Regions from separate parts of the Homo sapiens genome. Here all the other regions are linked to region 1. Evidence: chromatin loops called from intact Hi-C (ENCODE). Cell type or tissue: OCI-LY7. All regions are shown on one strand.

Region 1 (8,000 bases):
ACATTCTTAAAGTCACAAGTGCTTGGGGGCCAGGGATCTCCAAGGGTACTCCGGAAAGGACCGGGACTCACACAGCAAGGATGTGGGTGAGTCAGGGATATGGGACCCAGATGGGAAGGGGCCCACAGACCCACAAAGGGCAGGACTGCAGGAGGGTTTTGGACATGGGTCAAAAGCCAGGAGGACTGAGGGTCATCCCACTGCAGGGTGCGGTCAAATCCCTGCTCAACCACTCCCTAGCTGTGTGACCTGGTCCAAGTTTTTTGACTGCCCCATGCCTGACTTTCCTCCTCTGTCACATCAAGGTAATGATGATTTTACTACAATGCAGCACTGGGGAGATTGCATGCAATAGTGCATGTAAAACACTTGGCCCCATGCCTGGTGCATACTAACCCAGCAGGAAATGTTAGCTGTTAGTATATTGTTACTATGTTTGGTTTTTGGAAAAAGTGAAGGCAGGGAGGGACCTTGCCAAGTAACATTGTCCAGAAGCTCATGAGTGGGACACAATGATGAAATCGTAAATCTGCTGATTAGTACCAGGATAGAAACCACTCCACTTACTGGCTCCCTGGAGCCCTGAGCTGGGAGGGATTCTGAGGCTGGGCCTGAGTTTGACGAGAAAGATTATCATGATTGATTAGTGATGTCTGCCATGGGCATGGGTAAGGGGTGTGGATACGTGTGCTGTGGATTTTCTGTCCTTGAGCTAGAGCTTTCTGCTGAGGATAGAACAGTGGCTCTTAACCAGGAGGATGCATCAGAATCTTCTAGTGTGGTTTTTATAAACGCACATTTCTTGGCCTTGCTCTGAATCAGAATTGCCAGGAGTGAGGCTTGGATAACTTTCAGAACTCTGCAGGCAATTCTTCTTGTGAAATTTACCTATCAATAAAAAGAGGCCCCAACCCTGAGCCCAGGCTATTCAGTGGGGCCCTCCAAAAACAACCGGGTCCTTTCTCCCAAATGGTTTCCATAGCGGAAGCTGGGGAAAGAACATGGCCTTGCTTTGTGTGGCTCAGACAGGCTGCATCATTATCCGAGTCTTGGTTTTCTTACCTGGAAAATGGGTGCTCTTATAACCAACTGGCGAGGCGACTTTCAGGGATACCTCTTCCACTGGGAGCACGCCCAGGTCTCGGGGAGCCCCATTCTGCCCATCATGGGCTATTTTCGTAAGCAGGAACGGGTGAAGAGAATGTTGCTGTCCTGGGCTTGGGGAGGGGCTGGGAGTCAGAAGGCAGGGCTTTCTGGGTGCTAAGTTCCTGCACAGGGCGATGTCTGTGTGGCTGCCAGAGCGAGTCTGTGGGTGTCTGAGTGTGAATCTGCGCCAGTGCCCCTGAGCTGGGCTTGCAGATAAAATGCAGGGCACCCAGATACTGCACGGGATGTACTTACACTGAAGAATCATTTGTCAGAGTCAGCCAAGGGGCTTATGTCTTTATTTGCTAGATCTGGCAACCCACCCTGGGTGTCAGCGGGACAGTCTGTCTCAGTGACTGTGAGTGGGTGTGAGTGTGGGCTGTGTGTGCTCAGGGGAGCATGTGTCTCTGGGTGTGAGTTGGTCTCATGCGTGAGCATCTGTCTGAAGGTGTCTGTATGTGTGTGTAAGAGACAGTGCGTCTCTGCCTGGAGTGTGTTTCCAAAGATGTGTATCACTCTGCGTGTGTGTCTGTAACGGAGTGTGATTGTGAACCTATATGTGTGAATGTGAGGGGGTGTGTGTGGGTGTGTCTGTGTGAGTTTGTACCATTCTGCAAGTGTCTATGAGGGTATGTGATTGTAACAGTTGTGTATAAGGGTGTGTGTGAGTTTGGGCACGCCCAGGCTGCCTCACCCTTTCCTTCTCCATCAGGCATGCTGGAGGACTGCCTGGAGGAGGAGGCAGCAGCCAGTTGTCCCATGGTTCTCAGGGACCTATTTCACTGGAGCTGGGCTGTTTCAGGCCAAGGCTGTGGCACTGTCACCTGCCTGTGGAAGGGGATACAGGACCTCCCCAGCACCTCGGAGAGTCCAATGCACCCTCTGGGAACCCCCCGCCCTTGGCCCCCAGGCCTGGACATGAATGTTCTGGAGCTCAGCGACACACAGGAGACCCCATGCCTCCCAGAGGCAGGCCCCAGGGGCGGTGTGGGCGGCACCACGCTGGGGTAGTGCTGAGGTGGCGCTGGGGTGGCGCTGGGATGGCGCTGGGATGGTGCTGGGAGGGCCTGTCTCTTTCCTGGTGGGGTTTGGGCTGCTCCCATTTGCTTTAATGTTCTGCAAAGAGTTTACAACCATCAAACACCTAGAGAGAGGGCCAGGGAAAGACAGCCAGCCGGTACGCGAGGCAGAGGGGAGATTGCCCGGCAGCCAGGGCCAGTGTGGTGGGAGCTGCCAGACATCAGGGAACACCCAGTGGGCACCAGGCACAGCCCAACCTGCAGCCTCCCAAGGAGGTCACCATGCCAACACTTGCACAGCGCTTGGTACAGGGGGGTCACCACAGCCAACACTTGCACAGCACTTGGTACCTGCTGAGCAGTTTGCACAGCTCGCTGTCCAAAGCCCAGAACCAAACAGATTTGTACGCATTTTGGGCACAAACCCTTGCTATATGTGATCAAAACCACAGGAATCAAATAGATTGGAAATCATGGAAGGTCCCTAATCCCCACCGTGGGCAGGTGACAGTGCCTTGGCTTTGTTTGGCCCAGCCAAACACAATATATTCCTGGGAACCACAGGAAAACTGGCTACTGCCACCACCTCCAGGCAGCCTTCCAGCCTGCCCAGAAGAGAGGAGATGGGATGGCCTGGGCGTGCCCAAACTCACATGCACCTTCCCAGACACTAGCAGATTTGCACTCACATAGACACAGCCAGATGCACCCCACAGGCCTGGAGAGCAGGGGCCCCAACATGAACCATGGAGAGGCAAGCTCTGTTATTAATCCCATTTTATGCAAAGAGAAACTGAGACCACAGAGGTTATCTGACTTACCTGGGGCCACACACCCGGGAAGTGGCAGTGCCGGGATTCACTCAGGAGGCTGGCGCCAGTCCGAACCGTGGCCCCACGTGATGCTTATGGCCGTGCGTGCATCCCTCCAAAGGTCACGGCGAGGCAGGGGCAGCTTGGGCGCCCTGTGCTGATGGCAGCTTTTAAAAAATTCTGCCTTTTTCCTTTTTCTTTTTTTTACTCAGCTGTGAGTCTCAGCAAAGGCAGCACTAACTCAGCATCGCTTCGCGGCATCAAGTCAGCCTTGCGAGGCTGGGATTGTTCCAACTGAGCTTTCAGGTGGAAGGGAGACAAAGGGGGGGCCAAATGGCTCATCCTGAGCCCCCCTTCCAGGAAGCCTCTCTGGAACCTTGGGTCCCCAAAATTGTGCAATGCTGAATCTGCACAACCTCCCAGGCCAGCCCTGCTGCAGGCATCCTGTGGAACTCAGCATCCTGGGTAGAGAGAGGCTCTTCTCGGAATAACATCTGTCACTTAGACAGACTGGGGGCTCCCCGCAAATGGCCCTTCGGGGTGTTTTCCTGCAGCTGCCTGGGCACAGAGCTGTGCTCCTCACGCCTCAGTTGTCTCGGCTGCCAGCCTCAACTTCCCAGCCTCGAGGACCTTCCTCAATTCCCCCATCCCTGCCTCACAGCGCCTGCAACAGCTGTTCCAGGCACACAGGAGGGAAACTGAGGTTTGTAGAGAGGTTGAGCTGGTAAGAGGGGAGTGGGGACTCCATGCGGGGCCCTGGGTAGCTGGCTGTGACCTTATGTTGTCAGGGTCTGGGCCCCTCTGCTAGATTTAGCTTGGGGCCCCCTGTCTGGGGTCTTCCCCTCCATCCTCCGGGACCCCAGTCCTATCCCTCTGCCCACCCTGTCCTTCTCACCCACTCTACAACCGAGTTTCAGGACTGAAGGACCAGGGACCTTCCCACCCCCAGGGGCTCCCTCAAGAAGAGAAAATTCGTCTCCCAGAGCCTCTGAGGCTAGCCTCCCAGGCAGGCCCTTACACACCCCCCATGCACCTACGCCCCTTATCTGCCTGTGCCCATATCTGCCTTAAACCTCGTCAGAGTTCAAGAACGCAGGTGGTGAAATGTCCAGTTCAGTAGGGGATTGGGTTGTGACCCAGCCAGAAGGACCTGCCAGGAAGCCACGTGGGTGTCTGGGGGAAATGCTCTCGTGGTGGGCACAGCTGGTGCAACGGTCCTGGGGTGGGAATAGCTCGGAGCCCAGTGTGGCTGGACCTGGGTCGGGAGGAAGCTGGGGAGAGAGATGGGGTCTGAGAAGTGGACAGGGGCTGCTCACATAGGACTCTGCGGGCTGGGGGTGGGTGTGGGGCTTGATTGTATTCTCGGTGTGAAGAGCACGCGTGAAAAGCCTAGCCAAGCCCTTGGCGTTCAGGATCACGTTCACCCTCACAGCAGTGCTGGGACTCAGGTGCTCTCAACATCCCCAATTCCCAGATGAGCAAACCGAGGCACAGAGAGGTAAAGCGCTTGCCCAGGTGGCCTGACACACCCTTGTCCCTGCAGATGTTCTGAGGTCGCCCCAGGGCTGGCATTTCCTTCCCTCTGTGGGAGGTGCTCCGCTGCGCCCCAGGTGGGCCCCAGCGGCGCTTTCCTTTGAAGTCCCAGCCAGCTGACTGGGCCAACCTGTTCCCCGCGCCTTCCTCCTGGACCCTGGCCAAGCCTCAGGGCTGCCGAGGGGAGGGGCAGAGGCCGCAGAACAGGAAGCACGTTTTGTTTTATTTTAAAATGTACACACACAGTTCAGTCTCGTATACGTGTAGTTAAATAACTTTTTCAATCGGTACCAACGGGGCACACATTGCAAAGCATGCATCTCTCCGACTTTGTCTTCAGGGGCCCGCGTGCCCGCCCCAGAAGCATCTTCAGTTCCCAGTGTCTGTGTGTCCTTCCAGGGAGTAGCTTAGGAACACACAAGCAGAAATGCACAGATAGAAATACATATTCCTCAAAAGATCAGCGGGAGGGGCCTTCATGGGTCTCCTGCACCCACTTGGCTTGAAAAATTCTCTCAAACCGTCACCCCAGTCTCATCATGAGAAAAACATCAGACCAATCCCAATGCAGGCGCATCCTGCAGCTCCGTGACCAGCAAGCCTCGAAACTGTCAAGGTCACCTGCCTCGAAACTGTCAAGGTCATCAAATCAAAACCAAGGTGAGTCTGAGAAACTATCCAGCCCAGAGGCTCGGAGGAGCCTCGAGAAGGCCAAAGACAGATGCCACCTGGGGCCCTGGGGAAGAAGTGAGATTGAAACAGGCAGATGTCAGTTGATACTAATGTATCCACACTGGTTCCTTAATTGTGAAAAATGGGCCGGGGCAGTGACTCACGCCTGTAATACCAGCACTTTGGGAGGGCGAGGCTGGAGGATCCCTTGAGCCCAGGAGTTCCAGACCATTTTAGGCAACAGAACGAAACCCTATCTCTAACAACAACAAAAAGAATTAGCGAGGCATGGTGGCGTGCACATGCAGTCCCAGTTATTTGGGAGGCTGAAGCAGGAGTGTTGCTTGAGCCTGGGAGGTTGAGGCTGCAGTGAGCCATGTTTGCACCACTGCACTCCAGCTTGGGTAACAGAGCAAGACACTGTCTCCTCCCCCACAAAATTCTAAACAATGTATCATACTAATGTCAGATGCTAACAGTAGGGTAAACTGGGCGTGGAGTATGGGGTGACTGTTCGGTCTTCACAATCTTTTTATGAGTCTAAAGCTGTTCTGAAAAATAAAGTTTGCTTTTTAAAAGGGTCAATTTTTTCAAAATCTGTCAAGCTAGACACCAAAGACAAATGACCTCACGACCTTTACTACGCATACATTTGTCCCCGGGTTTAAAAATACACGGCAGAAACGCCACATGAAACGTAGATCTGGGAGGTCACTCTGCGCCCTGGCCACGGGATGGCTTCATCCTTTGTCACGGCTGCATAGCCACATGCCCAGTGCCTTCGCGATGGACACGGAGCTTGGCTTTCGGCTTTTGCTGCAGTAGTGACCCTACCAGGCACATCCTGGCCTGTCCGTGCCTCTGCGCCCCAGGCCAGCACCTCTGTAGAATCGTTTCCTAGAAATGGAACAGCTGCTTCAAAGAGAGCCCGTGAGAAGGGTGTGGGTTGTAAGGCAACTCTGCCACGGACAAGATCATCTTCCAAAGCGGGCAGAGGGAGATGATGTGGGGTGGGCGAGGAAGGTGATGTGTGGCGATTTCATTACAGGTGATCAGAGAAGGTTTCTTTGAGGGTGACATTTGAGCAAAGACGTGAATAAAGAGACAGTTGGAGCCATGTGGAGATGTGAGGAGGAGGGTTCCAGGCCAGGGGACCCGTACGTGCCAAGGCCCTGAGGTGGGACTGTTTTTGGTGTGTTTGAGAAGCAGTAGGCTAGAGCGACGTGGTGGTAGGAGAGAGATCACAGGGGCTGGAAGGGGCCAGGTCATGGGGGCCTTCTTCAAAGGAATTGGGGTTTTATTGGAATTGGAGCAGGATAGGATACCTTTAGGAGCATGGGGACTGGCCTGATGTAGGTTTTGAAAGGACCCCTCTGGCTGCTGGGGGGAAGAGGGGGCATAGTGAGTTGGGAGAACTGTGGGGGTCGGCGGGGGCACCTGCAACCGTCCAGGCAAGGGAGGGCAGGGGCTCTGACCAGGGTGTTCCCTGGAAGAGTAGAGGAGGGCAGATTTGGTTTTGTTTCACCATGTTTTTTTGAGACAGAGTCTTGCTGTGTTGCCCAGACTGAAGTGCAGTGGCACGATTTCGGCTCATTCCAACCTCTGCCTCCCAGTTTCAAGCGATTCTCCTGCCCCAGCCTCCTGAGTAGCTGGGATTGCAGGCGCCCGCCACGACATCGGCTAATTTTTGTATTTTTAGTAGAGACAGGGTTTCACCATGTTGCCCAGGCTGGTCTCAAACACCCAACCTCAAGTGATCTGCCCGCCTCGGCCTCCCAAAGCTCTGGGATTACAGGCGTGAGCCGCCGCACCTGGCCTGAGAAGGGCAGATTTGGGAAGTACTCTGTTTTGAAGGTGAAGTGAACAGCACTTGCTGAAGTCCACAGTGACTAGGCCTGGGCACAACAGGGATATATTCCTGTCCTTAGGCTGCTGTAACTGGGCGTCACAAACTGGGTGGCTTCAAAAAACAGACGTTTTATTCCCTCACCGTTCTGGAGGCCAGAAGTCCAAGATCAAGTTCTGGGCAGGGCCATGCACCCTCTGAACTCCGGTGGGCTCTTTCCTCGCCCCCCTCCCAGCCTCTCGCAGCAGCCAGCAATCCCTGGCATGCCTTGGCTTGTGGCTGCATCTCCCAGCACCGCCGTCATCACGTGACCTTCCCATGTGTCTCTGTCCTCTTTTTATAAGGGCACCGGTCATACTGGATTTAGGGCCTGCTCTACTCTAGCAAGACCTCATCTTAACCAATTACATCTGCCATGACCCTGTTTCCAAATCAGGTCACATTCTAAGGTTTGGGAGTTAAGATTTCCACATATCTTTTTGCAGAGCACACAATTTAACCCAGGACAGCAGGGAGACAGCACCCCAGGCCGAGTGAAGGGGAGGACCGCACAGGCAAACGGTGAGCACCCAGGCAGGGGACGGCTGTGGCTCTTGGGCCCTTTCTTCCTGCAAACCTTCCTCGTGAAGAAAAGAATGAAGCCGAGTTCTGTAGGACATGGGGAGAAAGAGGCCCTGATCCGCCCCAGTCCAGCTGAAAGCCTTCTCCCTGCAAATTGCCAACTCTCCCCACGACCTCCGTCCCCACCTCACTTCCCTCGCTCCCTCCTTGCGGTTCAGGCAGCCAGACCCTCTTATCACTCACACACACAGCTTCCTTTTTAGCCCAAAGGTCGTTATTTTAACACCTGTTGGGAAAACAAGCAGGTTACTCCCAGGGGGTAGGGAAGAGGAGGGAAGAGGGGAGATGCTATTTGTAGGGCTGACACCTGCCCCCTGCCCCTCAAAGCAAGGCAGGAGCAGAAGCAGGGGC
Region 2 (8,000 bases), 67 kb after region 1:
AACTTGGGAGGTCGAGGTTGCAGTGAGCCGAGATTGCACCATTGCACTCCAGCCTGGGCGACAGAGCGAGACTCCATCTCAAAAAAAATAAAAATAAATAAAATATTATAAAAAGACAATGTTAACGGTATGCTAGCATCACTACTCTTGTGCTTTGGGGCCATTGTTCAGTCAGATAAGGGCTACTTGAATACAGGCACTGCTCTACCATCACAGTTGATCTGATTCCCGGGATGGACACTCACAGGCAGGACCGTCTGCAGAGTGGGTCCTCCCGGGCAGAGGGAGGGGTCATGTCCTGGGCTGGACAGGACGCGACGGTGCAAGATCTCATCATGCTACTTAGAACAGCGTGCAATTTAAAACTTAGGAATTGGCTGGGCGCGGTGGCTCATGCCTGTAACCCCAGCACTTTGAAAGGCCAAGGTGGGTGGATCTCGAGGCCAGGAGTTTGAGACCAGCCTGGCCAACATGGTGAAACCCTGACTATACTAAAAATACAAAAATTAGCTGAGCGTGATGGCAGACGCCTGTAATCCCAGATACTCAGGAGGCTGAGGCAGGATAATCACTTGAACCCAGGAGGTGGAGGCGGAGGCTGCAGTGAGCTGAGGTCACACCACTGCACTCCAGCCTGTATAACAGAGTGAGAAAAACAAAACAAAACAAAAACCCAAAACCCAAAAACTTACGAATTGTTTATTTGTGGAATTTTCCGTTTGTTTTCAGACCACCATACTGAAACTGTGGAAAGCTGCCGTGGCTAAGCAGGAACTGCTGTACATATTTATTAAGCCCTTACTGTATGCTGGGCATTCACTCTTACTGTAGGCAGGCATTCGCTCACTGAGCCTCTGAGTCAGCCCTGTGAGCTGAGTTTCTATTTTACGGCGAGGAAACAGGCAGGCTCGGAAGGGTTAAGCCACGTGCCCAGGGTCACAGAGCTAGAAAGCAGTGCAGCTAGGTTTTGAACCCGGGTCTCAGACCCTATCCTGAGATCACGAGACCTGTGCTCTGTGGCCTTGCTGCAGGCTGAGCCCTGCAGGGAGCAGAAACAGCCTGTGCCTGGGATGGGTCTCTCCTGCCTGTCTATGCTTCACCTATGCATACCCCTGAACTGCTGCCCCAGGTAATGTGTGGCTTTGCATGTGTCCTGGGTGACACGGAGACTCTGAGGTGGGGCCAGTTCACAGCTCTGCCTGTGTGCATGGAACTTTGCTCATCTGCCGGGCCCAGAGAGGGTCCCCAGGCTGAAAGGCTGTTCCACGCCACTCGTCCCCCACCCCCACCCTCACCCTGACCACAGAAGCAAGAACTTCCCAGCACGGGGCGGCGCAGGGAAGCAGCGTGGCTCACTCTGTGGAGTATGTGGGGCCACTGGGCTGTTTCAGTTTCTGCTGCGTTTCTTGCTCTGACTCAGGGCCCTGACCCCAGCCGGGCCACTTGGGCTTCTGAACGCCTGCTGGGCTGAGCTGAGCTCACCGGTACATGAGAAAGATCCCGGGCTGAGCTGCCCTTGCCTGGCGTCTTTGGGCCTTGGTTTTCCCATCTGTGTGGTGGGGGCTTCGAGGGTCCCCGTGTGTCGGTGGGTTGGTGTGGAGGGATTGGGTGTGGACACCAGGGGCTGAAAGCTGATGGGGACCCATGGGGAAACCTGTGCCTCGGACCCCTCCAGACCAGAGGCTCCTGCAGAGCCCTGCCCATGGAAGATCTGGGTCAGGGGCTGCCTTGTCTCTGGGTGCTTCTGTTGTCACTGGCCTCTGGCCCCAGCCTGGTGGTCACCAAAGCCTATGTTTCCCCTGGGCCTGCTGCGGAGGTGGGAGGCAGGGAAGGTGGGCTCTTATCCAGTCCTCTCATCGTGGCCCTCCGAGACTCTGCTCCCTCCCCCTGGGCCCCGCTTCTGGGTGTTCGAGGTGCTGGGGACATTGGTGTCTCAGTAGGGTTGCAGGCTGGCAAGGGGCCCTGGGGAGGTGGCCTGGTGAACCCCGATGGTGAGCTTCAACTGAGCACTGCTGGGTGCCAGGTTGTAAATTTCTCTTCAGAGTAGCCCCTGGCATCATCCCCGTTTTACAGATGGGCACACTGAGGTTCCGAGAAGCAAGGCACCTTCCTCAGGCTTTAAAAAATGACAGCACTAGGGCTGGAGCGGGAGCCAGCCTGATTTTAGCCACCTAATATAATTGCCTCCGTTTCACCGAGAGGAAACTGCCTCTGCGAAGTTGAGCAGCACACACAGGGGTCGCAGTCTCCTGCCAAGATGAGATGGCTCAGGGATTTGATCTGGGTCTCAGGCCCATTTGGGGCCCACCGGGGACTCTGTATGTCAGCCCCACTTGTGCCTGGCTGTCCCCTCCTGTGTGTGGGCACCGGCTGAATGGTGGAAGCAGGTCCCTCCTGGGAGCAGGTCACGGGTGCTGGGGCTGCATCCCTGACCTACCCTGGGCCCGGGCGGGTGTGGAGGCAGAGGAGGATGTCCTGGGGGTTTGAGTGGGGGCGGAGCCTGCTTGTGAGGTGGAAGGTGGGGCAACTGAATCAGTGTGGGCCACCCTCCCACCCTGAATATCCCCAGGCCCTCGTGACAAATCTCTTTCACCATCTCTTGACCCAGCAATTAATTGCTTCTGGCGGATGGTGCCCCCGCCCTCCAGGGAGCTTCTAAAGGCCAGACCCTGCTCCTGGGCGGGCAGCCCGGGGCAGAGGCTGGGGAGAGTCTGCAGTGGTTTTTCTGTTCAGCTGCAGATTCAGGGGTCCCCAGGCCAGGCAGCCTCTCTGGGAGAAGCCAGCAGCTGACATTTTGGGGTACTTGCTCTGCCTATCTGTGGGGCTAAACCTGAGTTCATCTACAGCATACTGTGAGGCAGGTGTTGTGATGTTCCTCTTTTACAGACAGGGTCACTGCGGGGCATAGAGAGGTTTCCCGAAGCTTCCATCTCATCCAGCAGTCTCCAGTGCACCCTTTCCATTCATCTCCCTCCCCGCTGGGGCTCCCCGGGCAGGGGGTGCCGGGCAGAGGCGGCGTCGCTGGTGCTGACTGACGCTGAGTGTGGATCCCAGTCCTGGGAACTCTCTGGGAGGGCTTTCTTGCCTCACTGCCTCCATCTGCACAGGGGGAGGATGTGGGGCGGTTGTTAAGAATTAAACGAGTTAATCATCGTAAGGGGCTTAGCATTGTGCGGAGGCAGCGAAACCCTGAGCTTCAGGCACCGAGGGGCTGTCGGTGCCTGTGAGGGTGAGGGGGCTGGACAGACAGGTGGACGGACAGCTGGCCTTTCCGTGCTGCCGCGTGGGGCCTCCGCGGCCTCCCGGCCTGGGCTGCGCTCCCTGCCCTGTCGTGGCCCGTGCTTGGCCATGAGCCAGGCTGCTGCCACCCCGACAGAGCCCGCGTCCCCCTTCCCTCCCAAAAGCGGTCGATACCCCGGCTCCTTCCTGGCCTCTAATTGCTCCTGCCGGCTGCTGTCTCTGATGGCGGCCCCACACCCCGCAGCGAGGAGAGGGGCGGCGAGGTTTCTGGGAAGCCTAGTCCCTGCTAAATCCACGGCGCTGTCGGGGTGGAGAATGGAGTGGCCGAGGGCAGAGGGTCAGATGCTCGGGGTCCCGTCTCCCCGCCCCTCACTGGCTGTGTGACCTGGGGCAGGTAACCCCGTGTGGGTCTGTTTCCCCACCCCTGAAACAGGGTCCGGACAGTGGAGATGCACGTGGCCTGGCAGGAAGTGAGGGCTGTTATTATTGTGATGATCGTTGTCATGGTTTTTTGCAGCGGCTCCTCCCCAGTCGCTATGCCCGGTGTCAGTGCAGCCTTCCTTGTTGGGAGCAGACAGGTGGCCCTGGGGCTGGGGCGCGTTCCTGGGCAGGGCACGGGGTTGCTCCTCAGTCCCCCTCTGGACGGGGCTGCGGCCCATCCCCACCTCCCTACTGATCCCATTGCAGGCCCTGATCACTCACATCCATGCTGCCAGCCCCCTTGGCCTTGGTCTGGTGGCCCTTGCCCTAGCTGGTGGAGGAGGGATGGGAGGGAGAGAGGCTGTGACCCCCATCTTCGCCCACCCACCCGCCCTTGGCTGTTGCAGTCCAGTGGGGACTGAGACCTTGGTGAACTCTGGGTGGCTGCCTCTGCAGATTCCAGGAGGGCTGGCACGGGGCAGGCTGCCTCAGCTGTCCCTGGAGAAGGAAAACATATCCCGGCGGCTTCTCAATGGAAGGGCTGCGGAGCCTGCCTCCCTCCCGCTCTGGCTGTCTGGACTGCTGGCTACCACAGGGACGGGGACCAGGTGACACCACTGCAGGAGACAGGGGAGGCTCCTTGTTCACCCCGTGTGGGAAGATGTATCCGGTGGACCCCGGCCGGCCCTGGGAGGGCGGTGAGCCGCCTCCATGTCTCACGGCACCTAGGTTGTGCTGTGCTGGAAGTCCCCAAACTCCAGCCTGCAGGGAAGGCTTCTGGGAGTCATGCCTGCCCCTTGGGGGCCAGGGTCTGATCTGTGGGTCTGCGGGGTCCAGTTTAGAGCTTCTGCGGAGCACGCCCCGAGGCTGGCTCATGCTGGCCTGGCAGGTTCCTAGGGCCTGGGACGGGCGCTGAGGGTCTTGGCCTCGGTGCCCAGGGCAGAGGTGGCCTGGAGTGGAGCCTGGGCTGCTGTCGCCCACCTCGCCCATCTCTGTGGGCCCTGTGGGTGCTCAATCAACACCCGTCCTTCTCCCTTCTGGAAGATGTCCCTCATGTGGCCCTGCCAAGGGTGTGGCTGTTGTGGCCGGTGTGGCCGCTGGTCAGGGGAGGCTGGGCTGAGAGGGAGGATTTATACTGAGCCCTGGGCTTGAGTAATCATGGGTCCTGGAGGCACAGGAGCCCCGAGGCAATGGCCCGCCCTGTTCCTGTGGCTGCTGCAGGTCTGGTGGGAAAGGCTCCAGAGTCCAGACACCAAGCCCTTGCCCAGCATTGAGGCTGGAGCCCCACAGTTCTGATCCTCCATGCAGGAAGAGGCTGAGGCTGGGTCTGGGAGGGCAAGAGGTCGATGCCTCCATGGAGCCCTCAGGGATTGACCCAAAGGTGTCCTCGCTGGCCCTGCCCCACACTGTTCCTACTCAGTTATGTGTTCCACTGGAGCACGTGGCTCCCCTCCTGTGGCCAGGAACACAGCCCCCATCCCCTTCCAGCTCTCCACTCCCCATCCCCCTCCAACTCTCCACCCCCTCCCCCTCCAGCTCTCCACTCCCCACCCCCTCCATCTCCACTCCCCACCCCCTCCATCTCCACTCCCCATCCCCCTCCATCTCCACTCCCCATCCCCCTCCATATCCACCCCCATCCCCCTCCATATCCACCCCCATCCCCCTCCATCTCCACTCCCCATCTCCCTCCAGTTCCACTCCCCATCCCCCTCCAGCTCTCCACTCCCCACCCCCTCCATCTCTACTCTCCATCCCCTTCCATCCTCACCCCCATCCCCCTCCAGCTCCATCCCCACCCCCCCACCATCTCCACTCCCCACCTGCTCCATCTCCACTTCCCATCCCCTTCAATCTCCACTCCTCATACCCCTCCATCACCACTCCCCTTCCCTCTCCATCTCCACTCCCCACCCCTCCATCTCCTCCTCCATCCCCTTCCATCTCCACTCCCCGTCCCCCTCCAGCTCTCCACTCCCCATCCCCCTCTAGCTCTCCACTCCCCACCCCATCCAGCTCCACTCCCCATCCTCCTCCAGCTCTCCACTTCCCATCCCCCTCCAGCTCTCCACTTCCCATCCCCTCCATCTCCACTCCCCATCCCCCTCCAGCTCTTCACTCCCCATCCCCCTCCATCTCCCCCATCCCCCTCTAGCTCTCCACCCCCAGCCACTTCCATCTTCTCTCCCCATCTCCCTCCATCTCCACCTCCATCCCCCTCCATCACTGCTCCCCATCCCCCTCCATCTCCACTCCCCATCTCCCTCCAGCTCTCCACTCCCCATCCCCCTCCAGCTCTTCACTCCCCATCCCCCTCCAGCTCTCCACTCAATCCCCCTCCATCTCCACTCCCCACCCCCTCCATCTCCACTCCCCATCCCCCTTCATCTCCACCCCATCCCCCTCCATCTCCATTCCCCATCTTCCTCTAGCTCTTCACCCCAGATCCCCCTCCAGCTCTCTACTCCCCATCCCCCTCCATCTCCACTCCCCATCCCCCTCCAGCTCTCCACTCCCCACCCCCCTCCAGCTCTCCACTCTCCAGCCCCCTCCATCTCCACTCTCCATCCCCTTCCATCTCCACCCCCATCCCCCTCCAGCTCTTCACTCCCCATTCCCCTCCATATCCACCCCTCCACCTCCCATCCCCCTCCAGCTCTCCACCCCCATCCCCCTCCATCTCCCCACTCCCCATCCCCCTCCATCTCTCCACTCCCCACCCCCCTCCATCTCCACCCCCATCTCCCTCCAGCTCTTCACTCCCCATCCCCCTCCAGTCCACTCCCCACCCCCCTCTAGCTCTCCACCTCCCACCCCCTCTAGTTCTCCACCCCATCCCCCTCCAGCTCTTCACTCCCCATCCCCCTGCATATCCTCCTCCCATCCCCCTCCATCTCCACCCCCATCCCCCCATCTCCACTCCCATCCCCCTCCAGCTCCACTCCCCATCCCCCTCCAGCTCTCCACCTCCATCCCCCTCCAGCTCTACTCCCCAACCCTCTCCAGTTCTCCACTCCCCAGCCCTCTGGCTGCCCCAGCTTCTCTAACCCTCTGATCTGGTTCTTGCCCCTGGGCCTTTGCACAGGCTGTGCCTTCTGCCTGGAGTGCTCTTTTTTCCTTCCTCATGGACACCTGTTCCTCGGCCCTCTGTGCTTGGCTCCAGTGTCTCCTCCTGCAGGGGGCCCTCCCTGCCCTCCCTGCCCTCCCTCCCACCACTGCTGGGTCGCCATGGTTTATGTCCGTCACTCCAGGGGCCACTCTTTGCAATCACCTTGCTCACTTATGGGTGTACCGGAGGGTGTTTGGGTGTGTGTGTGTGTGACCTTGGCCCCTAAGACCCTCAGCTTTTGTGTTCGCAGTCATGCCCCTGTACCTGGCAGGTAACAGGGGGTCTGTCCCCTCTGTTTGTTGAGCAGCTGAAGGTTGATGGTGTCCTGGTCGAGGCAGGTCGAAGCTGCCTCTGGGTTTGAATGTCGGCTGGCTCTGCCTCTTGCAGCTGTGTGGCTGTGGGTGGTGGCTTCCCATCTCTGGGTGTGGCGAATGGACGAGTCAGGTTGGCCTTTGTGGCTGGGGTGAGCCAGGCGGGCTTCCTGGAGGAGGAAAAGATGGTGCTTGTTCTGGTTCCAGCAGGGTGGAGAGCAGGGTGACGGTGCGTTTGGTAGAGTTGAGGGTAAAAGCCAACGCCAGGAGGTGGGCTTGTTTGGGAGCTGACAAGGGGGGTGCTGGCAGGTGGGGGCAAGTCTCAGCCTGTGGGCCATGCGTGGTCATGGTGGGCTTGGCAGAGGGGAGCCTTGGAACTGGTCCTTGCTCTCCCCGTGCATCTGCTTTGCCGGGAGACTAGCCTGGCCAGCCCCAGGGGCGCGAGGATGGAGGCCCGGCCCTTCTTCCAGCTGTGGGTGGACTGAGCTGGTGGCTTCAGAGGAATGGGGGGTGCCCGGGTTCCCCCAGCCTGCCTGGGAGGGTGAGGGGGAGCGTGGGAGCTTGCTGGGGGACAGTGAGCATGAAGGAGCTGGTGGGATGCTGTGCGGGGAGGGCCCACGGAGCCGGCCAGTGGGCCTGGGCCTGAGCTGGAATGTGTGTGGGTGGCCCCGAGCCGGTGAGTGTGAACCGGGTGTGCACGAGTGTGAATGAGTGTGAATGTGAGTGCAGCAGAGTGAGCAAGTGCGACTGCGGCCTTGAGCGAGTGAGTGGTGGGTGTGAGCACAGGGGAGCGTGACACAGCGAGTGAGACCTGCTGCTGCGGGGCTGAGCTGGGAGACGCCCGGCCCCGGGAAGCCCTGACGGGGGCGGCTCTGCCGGGGAGGCGTGGGGCTCAGTCCACACTGTGGCCCACATGCCCT
Region 3 (8,000 bases), 140 kb after region 1:
TTTGGACTGAGCTTCATGGATGAATGTTTACAGAGGGTATGCAGAGGCCAGGCCTTGGGAGAATGGAGGCTGTGGGTCTTCGTTCCTTGGGCTGGTGGGGAACACACAGATGGGGTAAGTGGAAGAAGAGAGGTGTGTTACGCGAACAGGGAGTTGGAAGACTTCACAACTTGAGGAGAGGCTGGGAAACCATTCATGTAGCAAGAGCATTTGAACCGCATCTTGAAGGCTGTAAGGGACTCTGAATTTTGGAGAATGGGTGATGGCTGGGATGGGAATGGGATCCTTGAACAGGTGAGGACTGTCCTGACAGATGTCCAGGACTCTGGGCCTGGAGTCAGGGATGGAAACCCGGGGTGTATTGGGGAGGGGGTGTGTATTAGTCCGTTTTCATGCTGCTGATAAAGACATACCCAAGACTGGTCAATTTAAAAAAGAAAGAGGTTTAATTGTACTCACAGTTCCATGTGGCTGTGGAGGGCTCACAATCATGGCGGAGGGCAAAGAGGAGCAAGTCACATCTTACATGGATGGCAGCAGGCAAAAAGTTGGCAACTACATTAGTCAGGGTTCTCTAGAGGGACAGAACTAATAGAAAAAATATATATATATATTACATAAAGGGGAGTTTATTAAGGAGTATTAACTCACACGATCACAAGGTCCCACAACAGGCCATCTGCAGGCTGAGAAGCAAGGAAGCCAGTCTGAGTCCCAAAGCTTGAAGAACTTGGAGTGTGATGTTCGAGGGCAGGAAGCATCCAGCACGGGAGAAAGATGTAGGCTGGGAGGCTAGGCCAGTCTCGCCTTTGCACATTTTTCTGTCTGCTTTATATTCGCTGGCAGCTGATTAGATGGTGCCTACACAGATTAAGGGTGGGTCTGCCTTCTCCAGCCCACTGACTCAAATGTTAATCTCCTTTGGCAACACCCTCACAGACATACCGAGGATCAATACTTTGCCTCCTTCAATCCAATCAGGTTGACAGTATTAACCATCACAGGGTTGTACAGACTGGGGGGTGTCCCCTGTGCTGACCCCATGCCCGTTTTTTTTCTGCCACAGGACCGTAGCCTGACGGGCAAGCTGGAACCGGTGTCTCCCCCCAGCCCCCCGCACACTGACCCTGAGCTGGAGCTGGTGCCGCCACGGCTGTCCAAGGAGGAGCTGATCCAGAACATGGACCGCGTGGACCGAGAGATCACCATGGTAGAGCAGCAGATCTCTAAGCTGAAGAAGAAGCAGGTGTGAATGGGCAGGGGGAGGGGGAGTGTTTGTTCTGAGTCTCCATTCTAGCAGCAGTGACAGCGGTGTCACAGACATGTGCCAAGCCCTTCCCAAGTTCCTGGGTGCTCACTGGTTTTTATGCCCTTTACGTTTATTGGACAGGAGCACATCCACAGAACTTTCTGCCATGATGGAAACACTGTGTATCTGCAGGATAGCCATGTTCCACTGTTGAGCATTTGAAATGTGCCTACTGCGACTGAGGAACTGATTTTTAATTTTTATTTAATATACGTATTAAATGTGCCTTTGAATAGCCACACAGGCTGCCGCATTAGACAGCACAAGAATGGAGGGTGAAAGTTCAGGATTTCTAGCCAGTCTGTCCAGGTTCAGATCCTGTTTCTTCCAGTACCAGGCAACGTGGGGTGGGCAGTCCCTTCTCTGTGCTTCACTTTCCTTATCTGTAATGTGGGGAAACAGCCCCTGGCTCTGGAATCTGAATGGACTGGCCTCCTAACTGCTCTTTACTAGCTGTGTGGCCCTGGAACCTTCATCTCTTGGAGCCTTGGTTTCCTTGCCTGTAAAATGGACAACTTGTAGAGGAGGGAGCAAGATCCCGAGATTAAAAATAAATCCTCATTGTCACTGTTGAAACCACACAAAGACAAGCGGAGAAAAAGCTGATATAAATATTTATAACATTCATTTTATAACTTTGTTTTAAATATGAGTTAATATACAATTCTTTGATAATCTGCCTTTTCCCAGCTCTTCATGGTTTGCTCCCTGGTATCATTCAGGTCTCTGCTCAGATGTCCCTGACACCAAGAGGCCACTGTCAGCCTTGTACAGGAACACACACCCCCAACCCTCCTCTATCCCGGGTTCAGCCAATCCAGCCAATTCTAGCTGCTGCTGGTTTTTGTAAATAAAGTTTTATTGGCACAGCCACGACCACTTGTTTGTGTATCTGTATACACATGTGTGTTTATATGACTGCTTTTCTGCCACAGTGGCAGAGTTAAGTCATCACAACAGAGACCTGTGTGGCCTGCAAAGTCAAAAATATTTGCTGTTTAGGCCTTTAAAGAAAAGCTTTGGGCTGGGCATGGTGGCTGATGCCTGTAATCCCAGCACTTTGGGAGGCTGAGGCTGGAGGATCACTTGAGCCCGGGAGTTTGAGACCAGCGTGGGCAACATAGCGAGACCCTGTCTCTACAAATAATTTAAAACATTAGCCAGGTGTGGAGGCACATGCCTGTGGTCACAGCTACTCAGGAGGCTGAGGCAGGAGTGCCTGAGCCCAGGAGGTTTAGGCTGCATGAGCCATGATTGCCACTGCACTCTTGCCTGGGCAACAGAGTGAGACTCTATCTCAACAAAAAGAAATTTTGCTGATCACTGATCTGTCTCATCACCCTGCTGGTGACATCATTATTTGAATTAATATAGACCCAGCTTTGTTATACAGTGGTCCTCTCCTTGTCTCCCTGTTAACTGCTGTGTTCTGAGCAGCATGGGGTACATAGTAGGTGCTCATTAAAAATGGTTGATTGAGTCATTGTGACACTGTCTGGGCCCCAGGGAGCGTCTAGACTAATGGGAGAAACAGGCTCATATCTAGTGCCCTCCAGACAAGGAAGTAGGGGCTCCAAGGAGGATCAAGGGCTCATTTTAGCCACTGTAGGCAGGTGGGTGAAGGCTGGTGAGAGTAGGCTTCCAGGAAGAGGTGCCCTGGTAGCTGGGTTTTGAAGGACGCTCCAGGGGGAGAGCATTGATTTCAAGTGTCCATCGTGGCTGTCACGTGGTTGGGGGAACCAGGATTTGAGGATAGTCCAGCAGTGAGACCCGGTCCTGGAGACTCTGCCAACTGTCCTAGGCTTCAGTGGGCAGTGGGTAGGTCTCATGTTGGTGGCACAGGCATCCCGAGAGGGGCCGGGCCCCAGCGGCGTGGGCAGGCATTGCCAGGGCCAGCCTGGTACCGCACCGTTAGGCTTCCAGGCCTGGCCTTGGGGTGGGGCTGAAGCTGCGGGTCACTGGCACACATTGGTGACTGCAGCTGGAAGCCAGGTGGCTCAAGGCAGCCCTCAATGGTTAGGTTTTTGTTTGTTTGTTTTTTCCCCTCTAAATTCCACTTTGGCATTTTTTAAAAGTGAAATTCTCAAGCATAATTATTTTAAAGTGCACAATTCAGTGGCATTTCGTACATTTGCAGTGTTGTGCAGCTGTCACCTCTCTCTGGTTCCCAGCCATTTCAACAACCCACAGGGAAGCCTCATAGGAGCTAAAGCAGCCACTCCCCGTTCCCCTACTCTCTGTCTCTATGGACTGACCTGTTCTAGACATTTCCTATATAGGGCATCACACAGTATGCGTCCTTTCTGGCTTCTTCCACATAGTGTCATGGTTTTGGAGTTTATCATGTTGTCTCTTGTCTCCATCCTTCATTCCTTTTTATGGCTGAAACATATTCCGTTGTATGGAGATGCCTCCTTTTGTTTATTTCATCATCTGTGGCCATTTGGGCTGTGGCTGTTGTGAATAGTGCTGCTGTTGAACATTTGTGTTGAAGTTTTTGTTGGGACACCTGTTTTCAGTTCTCATGGGTGTATACCTAGGAGCAGAATTGCTGGGTCGTGTCGTACAGTAACTCTAGGTTTAATTTGCTGATGACTTTCCAGGCTGTTTTCCACATCAGCTGCCCCATTTTACATTCTTACCAGCAATGCATGAAGATTCCTGGTTTCCTGGTTTTCCACATCCTCACCGACCGCCCCCCAGCTTTTTTTTTTTTTTTTTCTGAGATGGATTCTCACTCTGTTGCCCAGGCTGGAGTGCAGTGGTGCCATCTTGGCTCACTGGAGCCTCTACCTCCTGGGCTCAAGCGATCCTTCTACCTCAGCCTTCTGAGTAGCTGGGAGTACAGGTGTGCATCACCACACCGAGCTAATTTTTGTGTTTTTTGTAGAGATGGGGTTTCACCATGTTGCCCAAGCTGGTCTCAAACTGCTGGTCTTGAGTGATCTGCCCACCTTGGCCTCTCAAAGTGCTGGGATTTCAGGTGTGAGCCACTGTCCCTAGCCACACCAACCCTTTTTTATCTTCCTTTAAAAAATGTTTTTGATTCCAGCCATCCTAGTGGTTGTACAGCGGTATCTCATTGTGGTTTTGATTTGCATTAGAGAGCCCTTTATAGCGTGTCACTGCTGTGCAGCAGTTTTTTCAGCATTATCTCCTTGATCTTCCAAACAACCTTATGAGGTAGGCATATACCCACAGGTTCTGCTGAAGTAGACACTGAGGTCAGGGAGGTGAAGGGCCCTGGCTGAGGCTGCAGAGCTGGTGAGCGGGGGGCTCAGGCTTGAATCCAGGCCCAGCAGAGCTAGTCACCCTCTTAGCTGGGTCTCTGTAGGTGTCCCAGGTAGTATTTTCTCTAGTACCTGAGGAAGGGCCACCTTCCCTGGCTGGAGGGAGCCTCCCTCCTGCCCACCCTTTCGGGGCTGTGGGCTTCTTCCCCTTCTTGGCTTTGTTTGTTCCGTGCTTTGGGGGAGCATTTTGATGCCCTTCTTGAAGCGACCACCAGGGGTCGCTGTGGGACTGAGGCAGTTCTGCTCAAACCGCCAGCGATGGAGTCTGTAAAAGCCAGCATCCTGGATTTTCTGGCTTTTCCTGTGTTCACTTCTTCTTGGGCACCTTTCTGGGTTCATACTGATCTGCTCTGTGGTAATGTGCAGGCTGTGCGAGCGTCATAAGTGGAGCAGAACCATGTTCTGATCTCACTTGTGATGCCCTGTCACATTGCAGAATGGGGCATTGGCCTTCCATCTGACCTTGGGCCAGTGCCCTAAACCCTCTGGTCTTCAGCCTCCCTCTTGCTATGAAGCAGACGGCAGCATGATGGGATGCTCTTTCCAACTGTGTTAGGAGGAGGGGGTTCATACATGGACAGATGAGGATGAGGATGATGGGGGTGATGAGGATGAGGGTGATGGGGGTGATGAGGATGAGGGTGATGGGGGTGATGAGGATGATGGGGGTGATGAGGATGAGGATGATGGGGTGATGAGGATGAGGATGATGGGGGTGATGAGTATGAGGATGATGGGGTGATGAGGATGAGGATGATGGGGTGATGAGGATGAGGATGATGGGGGTGATGAGGATGAGGATGATGAGGGTGATGAGGATGATGAGGGTGATGGGCGTGATGAGGATGAGGGTGATGAGGATGATGGGGGTGATGAGGATGAGGATGAGGGGGTGATGAGGATGAGGGGGGTGATGAGGATGAGGGGGGTGATAAGGATGAGGGTGATGAGGATGAGGGTGAAGAGGGTGATGAGGATGAGGGTGAAGAGGGTGATGAGGATGAGGGTGATGGGGGTGATGAGGATGAGGATGATGGGGGTGATGAGGATGAGGGTGATGGGGTGATGAGGATGAGGATGATGGGGGTGATGAGGATGAGGGTGATGGGGTGATGAGGATGAGGATGATGGGGGTGATGAGGATGAGGATGATGGGGGTGATGAGGATGAGGATGATGGGGTGATGAGGATGAGGATGATGAGGGTGATGAGGATGAGGATGATGGGGGTGATGAGGATGAGGATGATGGGGGTGAGGAGGATGAGGATGATGAGGGTGATGAGGATGATGAGGGTGATGGGCGTGATGAGGATGAGGGTGATGAGGATGATGGGGGTGATGAGGATGAGGATGAGGGGGGTGATGAGGATGAGGGGGGTGATGAGGATGAGGGGGGTGATAAGGATGAGGGTGATGAGGATGAGGGTGAAGAGGGTGATGAGGATGAGGGTGATGGTGATGAGGATGAGGATGAAGGGGTGATGAGGATGAGGGTGATGGGGGTGATAAGGATGAGGATGATGGGGGTGAGGAGGATGAGGATGATGAGGGTGATGAGGATGATGAGGGTGATGGGCGTGATGAGGATGAGGGTGATGAGGATGATGGGGTGATGAGGATGAGGATGAGGGGGTGATGAGGATGAGGGGGGTGATGAGGATGAGGGGGGTGATAAGGATGAGGGTGATGAGGATGAGGGTGAAGAGGGTGATGAGGATGAGGGTGATGGGGGTGATGAGGATGAGGATGAAGGGGTGATGAGGATGAGGGTGATGGGGGTGATAAGGATGAGGATGATGGGGGTGATGAGGATAAGGATGATGAGGGTGATGGGGGTGATGAAGATGAGGGTGATGGGGTGATGAGGATGAGGGTGATGAGGATGATGAGGGTGATAAGGATGATGGAGGTCATGAGGATGATAAGGGTGATGGGGTGATGAAGATAAGGATGATGGGGTGAAGATGATGAAGATGAGGGGGGTAATGAGGATGAAGATGAGGGGAGGGATGAGGATGACAGTGATGAGGATGAGGACGATGGGGGTGATGAGGATGAGGGTGATGGGGGTGATGAGGATGAGGATGATGGGGGTGATGAGGATGAGGGTGATGGGGGTGATGAGGATGAGGATGATGGGGTGATGAGGATGAGGATGATGGGGTGATGAGGATGAGGATGATGGGGGTGATGAGGATGAGGATGATGGGGGTGATGAGGATGAGGGTGATGGGGGTGATGAGAATGAGGATGATGGGGTGATGAGGATGAGGATGATGGGGGTGATGAGGATGAGGGTGATGAGGATGAGGGTGATGGGGTGATGAGGATGAGGATAATGGGGGTGATGGGGATGAAGATGAGGGGGGTGATGAGGATGACAGTGATGAGGATGAGGACGAGCAGGGTGATGAGGATGCAGGTGATGGGGTGATGAGGAAGAGGATGATGGGGGTGATGAGGATGAGGGTGATGGTGGTCATGAGGATGACGAGGATGATGAGGGTGATGAGGATGAAGATGATGGGGGTGATGAGGATGAGGATCATGGGGGTAGTGAGGATGAGGATGATGGGGGTAGTGAGGATGAGGATGATGGGGGTGATGAGGATGAGGATGATGGGGGTGATGAGGATGAGGATGATGGGGTTGATGAGGAGCACCTGTGTGTCAGGTGCTGCGTGCTTTGCACGCATCATGAGCTCATTTCACCTTCACAACGGCTCTCTAGAGTAGTAACTCTTTTATCCCCATTTTCCAGAAGAGGAAGGTAAGGCTTAGAGAGGTCCAGGAGCTTCTCAAGGCTACGCAGTAAGTAGGAGTGGGAGTTGGGCTCCAGTCTCACCAGTGCAGCTGTGGAGTCTGCACAGCCTCTCCTAGCACTGATGCTGCCTGTAGGAACCGTAATGGGTAATAATGCCGGCTCGCAGCAGGCCTGACTGTGCCTGCCTGTGTAACTCATTCAGTTCTCACCACAGTCAGAATGGCGGCACGGCAATCAGCCCCGTTTACTGATGGGGCAACTGAGGGCTAGCAGGGTGAGGCTGCTTGGCTGTGCTTCCCTGGCTGGCAAGTCACGAAGGCAGGATTTGAACCTGGCTTTGGAGCTTGGAGGCTGCAGCTGGCCCTGGAGCTGGGGCCTCTCCCGGGTGCGGAGTCCCTGGGGTGACTCACAGGAAATGTGTAGCAGCCTGACTTCCTGTGCGCGGCCGTGGCCCGGGCTGCAAGGGGGCCTCCCCGCGCCCTGGGGGCTGCAGCCCTCCTTCCGCCCGCTGGGGTGCTCATCCCTCACGTTCTGCCTCTCCCCACAGCAACAGCTGGAGGAGGAGGCTGCCAAGCCGCCCGAGCCTGAGAAGCCCGTGTCACCGCCGCCCATCGAGTCGAAGCACCGCAGCCTGGT

What was found. Hi-C counts contacts between places; a loop is a spot of excess contacts. Peaks named below come from ENCODE experiments on the same cell type or tissue, not always from the same donor. Only the 100,000 strongest peaks of a DNase experiment are listed, where the experiment ranks them.
Region 2: a loop joins it to region 1, with 12 times the contacts of the local background. A loop is called at or near these places in 2 of 110 quality-filtered maps.
Region 3: a loop joins it to region 1, with 3 times the contacts of the local background. A loop is called at or near these places in 5 of 110 quality-filtered maps.

The regions. Positions count from the first base shown.
Region 1 is chr12:124,605,873-124,613,872 of GRCh38, reverse strand. It overlaps LOC101927436 (a long non-coding RNA gene), which reads left to right and starts at 4,729. Exons shown (of 4, transcript XR_242964.4): 1 at 4,729-5,170; 2 at 6,231-6,359; 3 at 7,514-7,589. RefSeq lists an enhancer at 4,272-4,401. In OCI-LY7, a CTCF peak has its summit at 4,594; DNase peaks (open chromatin) are centred at 3,482, 4,122, 4,602 and 5,212; H3K4me3 peaks cover 1,864 bases; H3K27ac peaks cover 2,153 bases.
Region 2 is chr12:124,539,088-124,547,087 of GRCh38, reverse strand. All of the region lies in intron 1 of NCOR2 (nuclear receptor corepressor 2), which reads left to right. Among named protein-coding and RNA genes, the nearest start is that of NCOR2, 25 kb to the left of the region's middle. RefSeq lists enhancers at 2,514-3,048, 4,117-4,650, 6,865-7,574. In OCI-LY7, no CTCF peak of the experiment used is centred here; DNase peaks (open chromatin) are centred at 2,867, 3,107 and 3,737; H3K4me3 peaks cover 1,587 bases; H3K27ac peaks cover 1,331 bases.
Region 3 is chr12:124,466,198-124,474,197 of GRCh38, reverse strand. NCOR2 (nuclear receptor corepressor 2) reads left to right here. Exons shown (of 49, transcript NM_006312.6): 6 at 1,067-1,246; 7 at 7,912-8,000. Among named protein-coding and RNA genes, the nearest start is that of NCOR2, 97 kb to the left of the region's middle. RefSeq lists a silencer at 7,705-7,914 and an enhancer at 7,912-8,000. In OCI-LY7, CTCF peaks have their summits at 4,594, 4,804 (motif pointing right) and 7,887; DNase peaks (open chromatin) are centred at 4,826 and 7,827; H3K4me3 peaks cover 831 bases; H3K27ac peaks cover 1,098 bases.